3 separate regions of the Mus musculus genome follow, and regions 2 and 3 are each linked to region 1. A link is a loop called in an ENCODE intact Hi-C map of the cell type or tissue named here. Cell type or tissue: heart. All regions are shown on one strand.

Evidence for each region. A loop is a pair of places that touch in the nucleus more often than their neighbours do. Peaks named below come from ENCODE experiments on the same cell type or tissue, not always from the same donor. Only the 100,000 strongest peaks of a DNase experiment are listed, where the experiment ranks them.
Region 2: a loop joins it to region 1, with 2.2 times the contacts of the local background. A loop is called at or near these places in 2 of 42 quality-filtered maps.
Region 3: it touches region 1 in a loop (9-fold over the local background); 11 of 42 quality-filtered maps call a loop at or near these places.

The regions. Positions count from the first base shown.
Region 1 is chr8:106,019,740-106,024,739 of GRCm38, forward strand. All of the region lies in intron 2 of Dus2 (dihydrouridine synthase 2), which reads left to right. Among named protein-coding and RNA genes, the nearest start is that of Ddx28, 11 kb to the left of the region's middle. In heart, no CTCF peak of the experiment used is centred here; a DNase peak (open chromatin) is centred at 2,932.
Region 2 is chr8:106,074,397-106,079,396 of GRCm38, forward strand. It overlaps Nfatc3 (nuclear factor of activated T cells, cytoplasmic, calcineurin dependent 3), which reads left to right. Exons shown (of 10, transcript NM_010901.3): 2 at 4,208-5,000. Among named protein-coding and RNA genes, the nearest start is that of Nfatc3, 17 kb to the left of the region's middle. In heart, CTCF peaks have their summits at 1,014 (motif pointing left), 2,444 (motif pointing left) and 3,242 (motif pointing left); no DNase peak of the experiment used is centred here.
Region 3 is chr8:105,833,651-105,838,650 of GRCm38, forward strand. It overlaps Tsnaxip1 (translin-associated factor X (Tsnax) interacting protein 1), which reads left to right. Exons shown (of 16, transcript NM_024445.4): 3 at 3,496-3,608; 4 at 3,756-3,882. It also overlaps a transcript of Ranbp10 not described here. Among named protein-coding and RNA genes, the nearest start is that of Tsnaxip1, 8.4 kb to the left of the region's middle. In heart, a CTCF peak has its summit at 1,880 (motif pointing right); a DNase peak (open chromatin) is centred at 1,891; H3K27ac peaks cover 354 bases.

The sequences.
Region 1 (5,000 bases):
ACTTGGGAGGTAGAGGCAGGTGGATTTCTGAGTTTGAGGTCAGCCTGGTCTACAGAGTGAGTTCCAGGACAGCCAGGGCTACACAGAGAAACCTTGTCTTGAAAAACCAAAAAAAAAAAAAAAAAAAAAGGGTGTTCTATCAGCTACCACTCCTAGTTAACATCTGCTTTCTTTGCAAGGCTCAGCAGTATTGTCTAGACAGTGCGTAAGTTTGGGCCGTGATCAAAGTCAAAGACACTCCCAGAAGCACTGCCAAGGTTGAGGTGGCTCTTGGGGTGGTGGCCATGTGGAAGGGTGAGACATAAGCAGGTAGACACACAGTAAAGTTGGATAGGATGGCATTAGTCATTTTAGCAGAAACTTGTAGAAGGTAAAGCCCTTGTCCTGTCCCGTGGATATGATAGTGTAGAATTTGACTGGCACCTGGTCTGCTAGCTCACAGCCCTATGGAACGGAAAGCTCGGAGGCCTGAGGGGGTGGCTGTGCGGTTTGTCCCAGGTTGGGGATATGCACGCTGTTACTTAACAGTAGAGCAGGGCCAGGGGTTTCCAAGATGGTGGCAAGGTGAAGTGGGGGGGGGGGGGGTAAGAGGAAGAAGGGAGGAAGTATTCCCCAGAAAGATTTTTCTTTCTCTCCTCCCCTTCCCCTTCTTTCTATATTAAAGGCAGGTCTATTGGAAAGCTGTTCTCCCTTGTTCACTGGGCCCAAGGACCAAGGCTTGGGAAGTCACCATGTGGAAAGAGGAGGTGGGAGAGGGAGGGAGAAAGAGAGAAGGGGACATGCGTGCAGAGAGAAAAGAGGAGAAGCCCTGTTTTATCAAGACAATGTGTTATTGTAACTCAGACTGTCCCCAAACTGTATACATGTCTAAGGCTAGCCTTGAAATCTAGATCTTCCTGACTCCAGCCCTCAAGTGCTGCGAGGTCTGCAATTACAGGTATCTGCCATCAGGTATGTGGCTGTTCCAAAAATCTAAGGCCGAGGGCAGAAGAGATGTTTCTGAATGGAGGCTACAGAAGCTCACATCCTTGTTGTAGAGAATTGTGACAGGAATTGGTTGTAAGCAGGTCCATAAGCCTTCCCCATGTTAGAATATGCCTGGGTAGGGAGGAACATGTCTCCTGGGCTCAGGTGTTGTGGCGCCTGACATTAATAATCTGCCTCTTCAGGTTCCTGGGGTGCTCATGTTAGCTGTAGATTTTCTTGGTGGGCACCCACCCACCTTTACCTTCTAGAAAAGTCCTTGGGTTTGGAAGGGAAATGGGTAAAGGAACAGTAAAGAACCTCGGATGTCTCAGAGCCTGAGGCATGGGGACAGAAAGACCAAATCCTAGGAAATATGTAGACCAGGGTGGCCCAGACCCCAGATGTACCTGTCTCCACCTTCCCGAGTGTAGGGATTAAAGGCTGCACTACCATGGCCAGCAGACAATGGTTTCCCTTTCTTTGCTTATGGACAACCCTACATGATCCAGCAGAACAGTAGAGAGACGTCGCACGTCTTCACCAGGGCAGCCCCTTTTTGCCAACCAGGTTCAGAGGATGATGGATTCCAGGGCAGCCCCCAGCTTACCTGCTGTTCTACTGCAAGCCTGTCCAGTTGTGTCCTTCCAGGGTCACTTCTAAGCTCACAGTGAGTGGTGTCCTCTCCCTTGGACTTGTGCTTTCTGTTCTGTCTTCATCGATGGATGGTCGTCAGCTCCATGTCCCATCTCCCTAGTTTTGTTCCTTTAGTGGAAATGAGACTTGACCCATGGAGTGCTGGCACCTTGTCCCTGCCGTGCCCACCTGCAGGTTTCATGTACCAGAGCAGGCGGTGGGCAGGGCTTCTGCTCCTTAGAGTCATCAGCTCACCTGGGCTTGAGCCTGTTCTGGGCCCAGCTTCTCAGTGTTGCAGTGATGCCACCATTTGTATATGTGCTGATCTTCTTTAGACCCTCGTTCTTCCCGAGAACCCAGAGAGCCAGAACACGGGCAGTTTTCACTGAGAGAGATGCGGGAGGGATGGCCTCCACGGTACAGCGCTTGACCTAAGTCATCTGCACTAATGAGGCTTATGGAAGCTGTGCAGCGGGAGGAGTCTGCCTGCCGGGTTCCAGTGTCAGCTTATTCTGTGGGGATCCTTGGGGTGGTCCAAGCCGTTTAGAAACTAGGGGCCCAGGGTTTATGTGGTCATTTTAGTATGGCCTCCCTTTCCCACTTTCCCACTCTTTCTTCCTCTCTTCCCATTCTTTCTTCCCTCCTCTTTCTTGTCTTGAGATAGGGTGGCTGAGGCTAAGCTAGCTCCAGACTTACTATATGGCTGAGAATGTCTTCGACCCTCTGACTCCATCTCCCAAGTGCTGGTATTGTGGTATTGTATTAGTCAGGCTTCTTCAGAGGAGCAGAACTGTGAGTGTGTGTGTGTGTGTGTGTGTGTGTGTGTGTGTGTGTGTGTGTGTTATGGAGTGACTTCCAGGTTGAGCGTCTGAACTGAGATTCTTGTACTTAGCGGTCAGACACTTTACAAGTTGGGCCATTTACCCAGCCTCCACACCCAGTTTTTGTTTTTTTGTTTTTTGGGGTTTTGCTTTTTGTTGTTGTTTGTTTTGTTTTAATATGGGTGTCGGCGACTGAATTGGGTCATCGAGCTTGCACATCAAGCATTTTACTGGATGAGCTATTGCTCCAACTTGAAAAGCATGTTTTACCAGTAAATGTGACTAATTCTTTCTGGGTTCCTATAAATAATAATAAGGGTTCTGCTCAAATTTGGAGTGGAAATTCCACATACTTTAGCCCTGTTTGATGTGCTCTATGCTGAGAGAGTTGGTAAAGGAACAAAGATGTTTTTGCTAGAGGTGTCAGTCCTAAGTCTCACACCCAGCCCCAGCTCTGAGGACCACAGGGAGAAAAGCAGGTGCCTCTCTTGCTTGGCTTGGGACCAGAGTCTGAATATTGGGCATGGTACAGTGTGGTTACAGTGCCCCCTGGTGGAGTCAGAGTTGCTCTACAGGCCAGCATCAATCCAAACTGCCTGGATGTTCTTTCTAGGTGAATCACATGGTTGATCTGTGAGATTACAGAATCAAGTCAGTTTACCCACCTTGTACAGAGGTATTCCAATAGTCCAAACTGTAAGGAGACACATGACTTATTTTCTTTGTGTATGTATTGGCTTTTTGAGGCAGGGTCTTATAATATTGTAGCTGTGTTAGGCTTGCAACTTACTGTGTTGGCCAAGTTGGCCCAGATTCCCAGGGATCTGCCTGCCTGTTTCCTGATGCTGGGATTAACGGCAAATGTCACCACATCTGATAAGATTAGTTTTTCATTTTTATTTTATATATAATGGGTGTTTCCCCTGTCCGTCTATCAGTTGTGTGACACTATTCCTGAGGAGATGTGAGCAGATGTCTCTCAGTCTAGATATGGAACCAACAACAGATCAAGAAGTCCAGCTTGGGGAGCCAGAGCTTTATTGAGGTTATTTATAGGAATAGGGGTCAGGGGTTACTTATAAAAGTAGAAATGACCCAAAAAAGCAAGGCCCGCTCAAGCATGGCTGAAAACTCACAAAAGCTGGAGACTTGGAGCGCACTGCACAGCCTGCAGGGAAGCTCATCATGCTGGAGGGAGCACATTCCAGTCAGCTCAGCTGCTCTTCGTTTCTTCTAAGCAGTTCTGTAGGTTTCTACTTTCAGGGTGCTTCTTCCTGGCTGCTGGATCTGAGCCTCTTCCAAGTGGTTGAGCTGGTCTGAGAGTGTTTCTCAGTGGTCCATACTGCATATGTATGTGTATATATACACATACACACACACATACACATACATATATATGTATATATGTGTGTGTGTGTGTGTATATATATATATATTATATGATATATATGTTCCATTGTGTATCTGTAGCCCATTGCCTATTCGTCTATTCATCAGTGCACATTGGGTTGCTTCTGTCTCTCTCTCTCCCCTCCCCCCTCTCTCTTGTTTTTTTTTTTTTTTTTCCAGCCATGGTTTCTAGTATAGTCCTGGCTGTCCTGGAACTCACTCTGTAGACCAGGCTGGCCTCGAACTCAGAAATCTGCCTGCCTCTGCCTTCCAAGTGCTGGGATTAAAGGTGTGCGCCACCAGTGTCCTGCTGCTTCTGTCTCTTAAGATTATGAAAATGCTGCAACTATCTCTTTGAGATCTTACTTTCAATTAGGATATATGCTCAGAAGTGAGGTTTCTGCCTTTCCCCTGCCCCTGATACTGAGTGTTGAATCTAAGGCCTCACACACGTAGGCAGGATACCTCTCCAGCTTTTTTTTTTTTTTTTTTTTAGAATTATTTATTTATTTTATGTGAGTACAATGTCACAGTCTTCAGACACACCAGAAGAAGAGGGCATCAGATTCCATTACAGGTGGTTGTGAGCCACCATGTGGTTGCTGGGAATTGAACTCAGGATCTCTGGAAGAGCAGTCAGTGCTCTTAACCACTGAGCCATCTCTCCAGCCCCCTATCCAGCTTTTTTAAAGAAAAATTGGCCTGGTGTGATGACTCAGTGGGTAGAGGTACTTTCTGCTAAGCCAGACTGAGTTCCATCTCTGAGTCTCACGTGGTAGAAGAATTGAATGGGCTCTCAAGTTTTTGATATCCACATGTGCACCACACACACACACACACACACACACACACACACACATACACATTGGTATATATATAATAAATTACATGTGCACCAACTTTATGTATAACAAATAGATGTAGTAAAACAGTTTTTAAAATAATGTAGAGAGCAAATGAGGAAGGCATTTCACATCAATCTCTGGCCTTCACACACAACTTCATGGACATGTGCTTCTGCACACACATGTGCATTCACTCATACAGCATATATACACACTGAATGCTTTCCCACATGTCCACTGTCCTTTTGCCTATTGGACATTTCCCACCCCTTGGGGCACCACAGGATTACCCGAACTTGACTGTGGTTGTTTGTCCAGGACCGAATATTAGACTTGGATGATTTGA
Region 2 (5,000 bases), 55 kb after region 1:
CTGATCTGGAACTCACCATGTAGCTCAGGCTGGCCTTGAATTTGTGCCAGTCCTCCTGCTTAGTCTATTGAGTACTTGAATTTCAGTTATGAGTCACTGTGCTTTGCTAAAGAATTGAAAGCAGGGCTGGATTGAGGAGCCAGGTGTATATAGTCAAGGGTGATCTAGAATTCTTAACCTTTTGCCTCAACTTCCCAGTGCTGGTATTATGACCTTGTGCTACTATGTCCATCTTGCTTGATTATTAATTGATTGATTAGTTGATTATTGTTGTTGCTCTTATTTTGGTTTTGAGACAGGGTCTCTTTTTACCCCCCTCTCATCTCTGTTTTTGAGACAAAGTCTTGCTCTGACAAACTCTTTCAGTAGTTCTCCTGCCTCAGCCATCCACATCCTGGGATTACTGTTGTTAGTCATGAGGCAGAGACAGGAGAATCACTGTAGTTCAACACAAGGCAGGTATACATAGAGTTGTAGGCGAGCTTTGTGTACATGGCAGTTTGCCAACCAATCACAGATACATAGTGAGACACTCCCTCCCCTATTTCTCTGTCTTTAAAAACAAAAGGTGTTGGAGGACTTCATATAGAACTTGATGTACTATGTTTGTTTGCCCAGTATTTGTAACACCTTAGGTTCAGTCCTGAAAAACACAAAACAACAAAACTGTATTACTGTGTCCCGAGCAGCAATGCGGCAGAACTTAAAGTGTTTTTTCACAGTTGCTCTTCTCTATCTTTGTGGGAACATGACCATGGACAGCACATAATTGAGTGTGGCCAAGTTCCAATAAAATTTTATTTATAGACACAGAATTTGAATCACATTATATCCATAAAATTTTCTTTTAAAAACCATTCTTAACTTGTAGGCTGTCATTTAAAAACAAAAAACCAGGTGGTAGGACAGATTGGGCTCACAGGCTGTATTCTGCCAGACCCTGGTTTACTGTTCGTAAAGACGTGAACATGCTCTCTGTATTCTCTAGATTACTGTCTGCTTTCCTAGGGCCCTCTGGTGGCTGATAGAACATTTACAAAAATTAAATTAGTCAAAATGGTTCTGGAGCATCATGAAGTCTACGGTTGAAAATCTCAATGACTGTTAAAGTGTGGTTGGAGTGAGTGCCATCGTCTCAGAGTTAGGACTTCTGGACACGTGGGGAAAAAGATGAAACTATTTTGTGTGTGTGTGTGTTCATGTCTTTGTATTACTTTAAGACATTGTGTGGGTACACTCATGCTCCCGTGCATGAGGAGGGTAGAGGAGGAGGTCAGGTGTTTCTCTGTGACTGTTCTATGGTTTTGACACAGGGCCTCTCGTTGAACCAGGAGCTCACCATTTCAGCTAGGCTGACTCACCTCCCGGGAACCCCTGAGACCTGACTGCCTCTTAGCCCTCGGTGCCAAGGTCACAGACACTTGGAGCCATGCCCACCCTCATTTATGGGTCACAGGGGTTTGAATTCAAGTTCTCATCCCAGTACAGAAAGCACTATTACCCAATGAACTGTTTCTATCAGCCTCAAGACACCATTTGTGTATTTACTTGTTTTTATCTACAGTTTGCTGGGAGGAAGTTACAAATTTCAGCATTAATCAACTGCTGGAATAACATTGATAAAATAATTACATTAGAATGAAACTATAAAGACTTTCAGCTGGGCGTGGTGGTGCACACCTTTAATCCCAGCACTCGGGCGGTAGAGGCAGGAAGATTTCTGAGTTCGAGGACAGCCAGGGCTATACAGAGAAACCCTGTCTCGAAAAACCAACCAAACAAACAAACAAACAAAAAAAAAACTTTCATAGGTGATTTTTATTCAAAACAAGATTTTTAAAGTACATTCTTAAGTAAAAATTTGTTTTTTAAAAAAATTGGATTGTATAATGATAAAGAATATAGTAGTTGCTAGTATAGTTGTTGCTGGCAGGACTTGCTTAAATATAAAAAAACAAGGGGTGGGTTTTATTTAATTTTATCCATTTTAATTTAATTTATTTTGAGACAGAGTTTTTCTTTGTAGCCAAAGCTATCCTTAAAGTCTCAATTCCACAGCACAAGCTAGAGTGCTGGGATAACAGAAGATGCATGCCACCAGGCCTAGCGAGGGAGTAAATTGAATAGTCTAAATTTGTGAAGATTAATGATCAACTATAATTTAATATCCTCAGTCAGCTATTTTTTATTTAGGTAAAGAATCTAGTGGTGTCTGGTCGCTTTTTGTTTTAATTAATTTGATGTGTTCGATGTTTTGCCTGATTATGTCTGTGTACCATATACATGTCTTGTGCCCTCGGAAGAGGACATTGGATCACTGGGACTGGAGTTTCAGACACTTGTGAGCTTCTTTATGGGTGCTGGGAGTCAAATCAAACCCAGGCCCTGGAAAGAACAGCCAGTGCTCTCTACTAATGAACCACCTCTCCAGCCCCATCTAGTGGCTTTGTAACCTGATCTGCTGTGTGCAGACGTGAATTCTTGATGATACGACTACTGAGGAAGAAGATGTCTGTGTTAATTATATACCCTTCCTAAAAGAAAAGAGAAATCTTGAATTTTACTACAAGGAAAATACCTACAGAGAGTAAATAATGTGAATAAGAGGCCAGGTCAATGTTAATGGTGGGGCAGTACAAATAACAACAAAGCATACCTCTACCAGAAATTAATAAAATCCCATCTTTAGTTGTTTGGTTTTGAGACAGAATATCATTGTGTGTCCCAGATGGGCTTCAAACTCACAGCCTGACCTGGTCTGGTTTAGAACTGTCAATCTTTCTGCCTCCTAAATTCTAGTATGAACTATCCATCATCTCCTCCCAGCCCAAAGGTGTCTCTGTCTCGCCTGTCTCTCCCTCATTTCCACCTTCCTCCCTCCCCACTCTTGTATTTTTGAGATATGGTTACTCTGTGTAGCCCTGTCTGTAGTCTTGGCTGTACTCACTCTGTAGACAAGGCTGGTCTCAAGCTCATAGAGATTCACCTGCCCCTACCTCCTGAGTGCTGGGATTATAGGTATGCACCAACATCACCTGGCTCCCAAGGCGCTTTTCAAAGGCTCTGCTTCACTCAGTCTTAAACTGCAATTGTCAAATACAGTACAATTTCTATCCTTAAAAAAAAATCCTTAGGGCTGGAGAGATGAGTCTGTGTTGAAAGCACCTGCTGTTCTTGCAGAGGGTCTAGGTTCTGTTCCTAGCATCCACAAAGTGACTTACAGCCTTCTGTAACTCCAGTTCTAGGGGACGTTATGCCACCTTCTGGCTTCCAAGGGAACTGCACACATGTGGTGTGTTAATATAAATGCAGGCAGACACACACAAAATTAAAATAATAAAATCTCTAAAGACTTTAATTAAATTCAGGTTTTAGGGGGGGGATGTGGGTGTGTGTGCACATGCTACTATGTGTGTGGGGTGGTATAGGGTGTGTGTGTGAGTGTGCACATGCCATTGTGGGGTGGAGGTGCACATGCTACTGTTGGGGGGGGTGTAGGGTGTGCACATGCCACTGTGTGTGTGTGGGGGGGGTGTAGGGTGTGTATGTGAGTGTGCACATGCCACTGTGCTCAGATAGGAGTCATACAACAGTGTGCAGGAGTTGGCTCTCTCCTATCATGTGGGTCCCAGAGGTTGAACTCAGACCTTTTGGTTGGCTGTAAGGACCTTTATTCACTAAGCTATCTTGCTAGTCCAATTATCTTATAGTTCTAAGATGGTTTTAATTTTTGTGTGTATGCAAGAGAGTACACAGAAATATACCTTCTATAAAAAACATTCATTATTCTCAGATTATAATTTTTGGAAATGTAGAAGTAAAGAAAAAGAAGGTCGCATAATTACATATTTCCTTATGTAACATATATTCATATCTGCAAAAAATGAATAAATGTATTTTTAAAAAGTCAACCTTTGTTGTTGTTGAGCTATGGTTTGACCAAATAGTGAAAGCTGGCTTAAAACTCACTATGTAGGCATTGAACTCTTAGTAATCCTTCTGCCTGCGTGTTGTTAACATTTAACAGACAAGAATCACTGTGCCCAGCTCTTTTGTGAAGCTAATGACATGCATTTTGATGTCCAAATGTTTTTCCTCAGGATTGTTTCTACTGTTTCATCTAATAATTTATACACTTGAATTTTCTAATTTCTTCTTTTATTGACCTTTTTGGTTGTGATTTTTTTCTTTTCTTTTTTTTTCATAGATCTTGAACCAGATGATTGTGCATCCATTTACATCTTTAATGTAGATCCACCTCCATCTACTTTAAACTCATCCCTTGGCTTACCACATCATGGACTGCTGCAGTCTCACTCTTCTGTTTTGTCACCATCATTTCAGCTCCAAGGTTACAAAAATTATGAAGGAACTGGTGATATTTCTGAATCTAAATATAGTCCATTAGGTGGTCCTAAACCCTTTGAGTGCCCAAGTATTCAAATCACATCCATTTCTCCTAACTGTCATCAAGGAACAGATGCTCATGAAGATGACCTACATATAAATGACCCAGAAAGGGAATATTTGGAAAGGCCTTCTAGAGATCATCTCTATCTTCCACTTGAGCCATCCTACCGGGAATCTTCCCTCAGTCCTAGTCCTGCCAGCAGCATTTCTTCTAGGAGCTGGTTCTCAGATGCATCTTCTTGTGAATCTCTCTCCCACATTTATGATGATGTGGACTCAGAGTTGAATGAAGCTGCTGCACGATTCACTCTTGGTTCACCTCTGACTTCTCCAGGTGGCTCTCCAGGAGGTTGCCCTGGAGAAGAGTCCTGGCATCAACAGTATGGATCTGGACACTCCTTGTCACCTAGGCAATCTCCTTGCCACTCTCCTAGATCTAGTATCACTGATGAGAATTGGCTGAGCCCCAGACCAGCCTCAGGACCCTCATCAAGGCCCACTTCTCCCTGTGGTAAACGACGGCACTCCAGTGCTGAAGTATGTTATGCTGGTTCCCTTTCACCCCATCACTCGCCTGTTCCATCCCCTGG
Region 3 (5,000 bases), 190 kb before region 1:
AATGTGACTCCCTCCCAGAAGCCAGGTTCCCCATGCTCTGGAAGAGAAGGTGAGGCAGGCTCATCCTTCCCACTGATCTGAAAGTGGGCCCAAGCTGTTCTAGGCAGAAAAGACTCAGCCCCTTCCCTCCGCACCCTTCACTTTGTAACTCACCTTTCGGGAATGGACTTCCATTTCATCAGCAGCAGCTGTGTGTATCAGCAGCTGTGTGTATCAGCAGCTGTGTGTATCAGCAGCTGTGTGTATCAGCAGCTGTGTGTATCAGCAGCTGTGTGTATCAGCAGCTGTGTGTATCAGCAGCTGTGTGTATCAGCAGCTGTGTGTATCAGCAGTTGTGTGTATCAGCAGCTGTGTGTATCAGCAGCTGTGTGTATCAGACACTGTCTGCTGTCACCTGAACCTTTTGTCTTTATGGTTTTAGGTCTGGTATAGTACTTGAATTCTGTAAATACTTATGAACAAGCATGTAAAGACACAGTACAGAGTATTTCTCTGTTGGGTTTGGTTCTGAGTTCCAGGTTCCTGTCTTTTAAATTTTTTGTATAGACCAAGCACAGTGTCTCACACCTGTAACCCTGGCACTTGGAAGGCTAAGGAAGATTGCTATAAGTTTAAAGCCCATCTGGAGCTTCATAGTAAGCTCTAAGCCAGCCTGGGCTACATGAGAGAGACCCTTTCTTTAAAAAGTATTTGTATAAAAATAAGTGTGGTCAGCTAAGAATGGTGGCACACCCTTATTAATTCCAGCACTTGGGAGGCTGGAACATGAAGCTTTTGAGTTCATGGCCAACTTGGGCTACATAGAAAGATCCCACTCAAAACCCTTTCTCTTTTCCTCTTCCCTTCCCAAAAGGGAAAACTGCCTTATTACCTAACTATTTTAGCTTTGTTTTGGATTTTCTTTTTCAATGTCTTGGATCAAACACATGCTATGAAAGCCCTTTCCACTGAGCCTGCCTCGTTCCTCTTTGGAGCTCTTGTTAATTTGACATAGGGTTGTTGTAATTCAGACAACAAATAACCATTGTTCAGATCTCAGAGGAAAATGTCTTCTTTGAAGGGGCTAGAGTGGCTATCACAGTGCTTAAGAGCACTTGCTACTCTTTTTTTTTTTTTAAGATTTATTTATTCATTATATGTAAGTACACTGTAGCTGTCTTCAGACACTCCAGAAGAGGGCGTCAGATCTTGTTACAGATGGTTGTGAGCCACCATGTGGTTGCTGGGATTTGAACTCCGGACCTTCGGAAGAGCAGTCGGGTACTCTTACCCACTGAGCCATCTCACCAGCCCCGCACTTGCTACTCTTGACCAGGGTCCTGTTCCTAACTCTGTAAACTCCAGTTTATATGTGTATGTGTGTGTATATACATATATACATGTATGTATATGTATATATATATATATGTGTGTGTGTGTATGTATATGTGTGTGTATAGGTATGTATGTATATATGTATATATATATATATATATATGTATGTATGTATATATATATATATATATACACACACACACACACACACACACATACATATAAAAGCGCAGTTTAAGGCTCTAGTTGACAATGGGACACTATGGGTGCTGTGCTGCTTTCATTGTGTGACTGTGTTCATTTGGGAACATATAGGCCATATATGTTATGAAGCTGGGAACTGCCAGGCCCTGTCTAAGGAGAAGGAGGCAAATATGGTCTCTCTAGAGAACACGATCAGCCACGTTCCTGTAAGGCGACCTCCAGTTCCATTCTGGTCTCAGCCAGCTTTCTGATCTGATGCCCAACTCAATGTAGACCTGCAGTCCAAGCACTTTTTTTTCCCCTCTGTGTCACCAACTACCAGAAGGAGCTGTTCCTCCAGCCATCTCCCGGAAGTGGGGCAACCTCCAGTTTTTACCTGCAGGGGGAAGCAAAGAGCAGGGAACTCAGAGGAACATCGTGAGCATTCTAACAGCCCTTGGGCAGACGCTAACACCCCTGCCCTCCCCTCCCCGCTCCTGCCCCCTCCCCCCCCCAAAGAAGCAGCCACTTCCACGGAGTACAGCGTTTTCATTCGCCTGCGCAAATCAAAGTAAGGTGTCCATCTTTTCTCCAGCTGAAAAAGCAGATTTCCTCTCTTTTTGGAAACCTGAAACACTTTCCAAACTCAAAAATTCAAAAATGAGCCCAGGTGTCTCCACTTCTGTTGTTTGAGACAGTCTGACACAGTGGTATCACACGCATGCTCTTTCTGCTTCCACTCCTAAGCAGGATGCTGGGATTACAGGCCACTCCCGACAACTATGCAAAAAGGTGGTTTGTTGGGATAGACTGGCTCACCAATCAGCAGTTCTGCTTTGGCATTTTACCATTTTACAGCCGCGAGCCACCACACTTAGAAAGTCATTTCTTTGCTTGCTTGCTTCACTCCCTGCCACACACACACCCCCACCTGAATGGTTTCCCTGAGGTTTTGTTGTTGGGGGTTTTTTGTTGTTGTTGTTGTTTTGTTTTGTTTTCTGGTTATTTCGTGACAGGGTTTCTCTGTGTAGTCCTGGCTGTCCTGGAACTCGCTCTGTAGACCAGGCTGGCCTCGAACTCAGAAATCCGCCTGCCTCTGCCTCCCGAGTGCTGGGATTAAAGGCGTGCGCCACCACGCCCAGCATGAAAAGATTTTTTTAAAAAGCCATACATACCACTTGGTACCACATGCATCTGATAATGGATCAAAATGAAACCCCATTCACCAGGGGACCCTCACCTCCTTCTTCCTCCCGAAAGGATGCACCCCAGTCTCCTTGCATGTTCCATTTACTACATCTCTGTAGTCCTGCCTGTCTTATCCATCTAGGCATTAGCCTGACTTACCCTCCTCTCCTATTTCTTTCCGCTTTTGGCATGTTGTACAGTGCCAAAAGGAAGGGATTGGGGCTCTCCAGTATTCAGATTTGTTTGTCATAGTACAGGCATTCGGTGTTTCCTGACAATATAGAAGAGTAGAACTTGCATTTACTGGGTTCCTAGCAGGCACTACACAGTTTTCTCCCAACATCCTTGACTCATACGTTAGGATGCTGACTGCTGTTATCCCTACTTTACAGATGAAAAGTCTGAGGCTCAGAGACGTTAAATTGTGGTCTCACTGCTAATAAGGAAGATGTGAGATTTAATCCTAACCATCTATAACTAAAAGACCAGAGTCTTAACTATGGACCATATTAATGACGTCTGTATAGCTGGGTATACTGGCATATCCCTGTGATCTCAGCATATAGGAACTGGAGGCAAGGTCTCAAGTGTAAAGCCACCATGGGCCATGTAGCAAGATTGTGTGTATATGTGTGTGTGTGTGGATGCAGAAGAATATTAGAAGAGGAAGAGGCTGTGAATACAGCTCAGTAGTACAGTGTTTACCTAACATGTGTAAGGTGGTCCTGGGTTCAATTTTCAACAATACTAAAAAAGGGAAGTGTGGACTAATGTTGCCATAGTAACCCCAGCTGTCCCTCCCCGCTTAAGCCCTTGCAGTTATCCTTGGGTGGCCACCTGTCACCATGGCCTACATACACCAGTGGCCAGACAGTTCTACATAATCGAAAGCCCTGTTCAGATGACAGCCGGAATCGAGCCAAGTAAGCGAGGGCCAGCCTAATGGGGGATGGGCTGATCTAGGCTAGGTATTGTTCCAGGACATAGAACTTAGTGAAGTTTGCAGCCCCAGACCAAGAGTGCAAAGACCCATGGGTGCGAGTGACATCTCAGCCCACCATCCTCTGCAGTAGCTGCCAGCAGCAGTCCATGAGCATCTCCAAGCCCAAGTACCTGGAGCAACTAGAAAACTACCTGCGCAAGGAACTCCTCCTGCTGGACCTGAGCACGGATTCTGCACAGGAACTGAGGCTGCAGGTCAGAGCCCACAGACCCAACATGTCAAGGGTGAAAAGAAACCTCATGCATCAGAACTGAATAGCAGACCTTCACAGGGAAGTGGTCCTCCATCTTGCCACTATTCCTCTTTGAAAAGAGGCATGTGTCCCTTGACCTCTGGCCTGGTGGCAACAATGAGACACTTAAGGAACTAGCTCAGAAACAAAGAGAATGGTCAGTCTAGATGCCGTCCAGACTCTGGTACACATTAGAGAGGGAATCAGAAATGACCAAAAAGGACTCTCAGACTTCTGACCTAGACAGCCTGAAGCATTTACTGAAGGCTGACCCATGAGCCAGGCTCTGGGCACACTCTTATACCCACCAGAAAGTGGTGGAGCTGGGATTCCAAATCAAGGGTGGTTCCAGAGCCTGTGTTCATTCTAGTGGTAACCCAGCAGCTTTCTGTGCTTGCAGATCTCAAGTCTCCTTTTATATTCGGTGCTTCTGAGGGATGAGAGATGGCTCAGTTGCTGAAAAGTCTACTGCACAAGTGTGAGGGCCTGAGTCTGGATTCCCAGAACTCACCTAGTTAAAAAGCCTGGTCCAGCCACATTTGTAACTCTAGTACTTGGGGGCTGCCTGTGAGAGCCAGGCAGATTCCTGAAGTTTATTGGCCAGGAATAAGGACAGCCTTGCCAACTGGTGAACTTCAGGTTCAGTGAGTGAGTGAGTGACCTTCTTTCAAAGAAGATACCTAAGGTAGACGTCTATGAACCACAGCACAACACATACCTATGCACACTCATTCTAAGCTAAGTTTGAAAGAAGTCTCTCTTTCACATTGAGTTCAGAACAGGAAGCTAGAATCTTCAATGTCCCATTGGTCTTTGATATAGAGAGGGGCTACAGGTGAGAGACTAATAGATACAGGATCTGGTAGGCAAGAAGTTGACGGCCTGGGCAGCCAGAGTCAACTTGGGCAGAATGGCATATTTGCCCCACACTGGTGAGTGGCTAAGCCTCAGAGTTGGCACCAGGCAAGGCCTCATACCTGTCTTTCCTCTCCAGCACCATGGTACTAAAGACTTAGGTGTTACTTGGCCAGACCCAGGTTCCTAGCAGTCTCATATGGAAGCAGTGGGGGTTATGGGTCA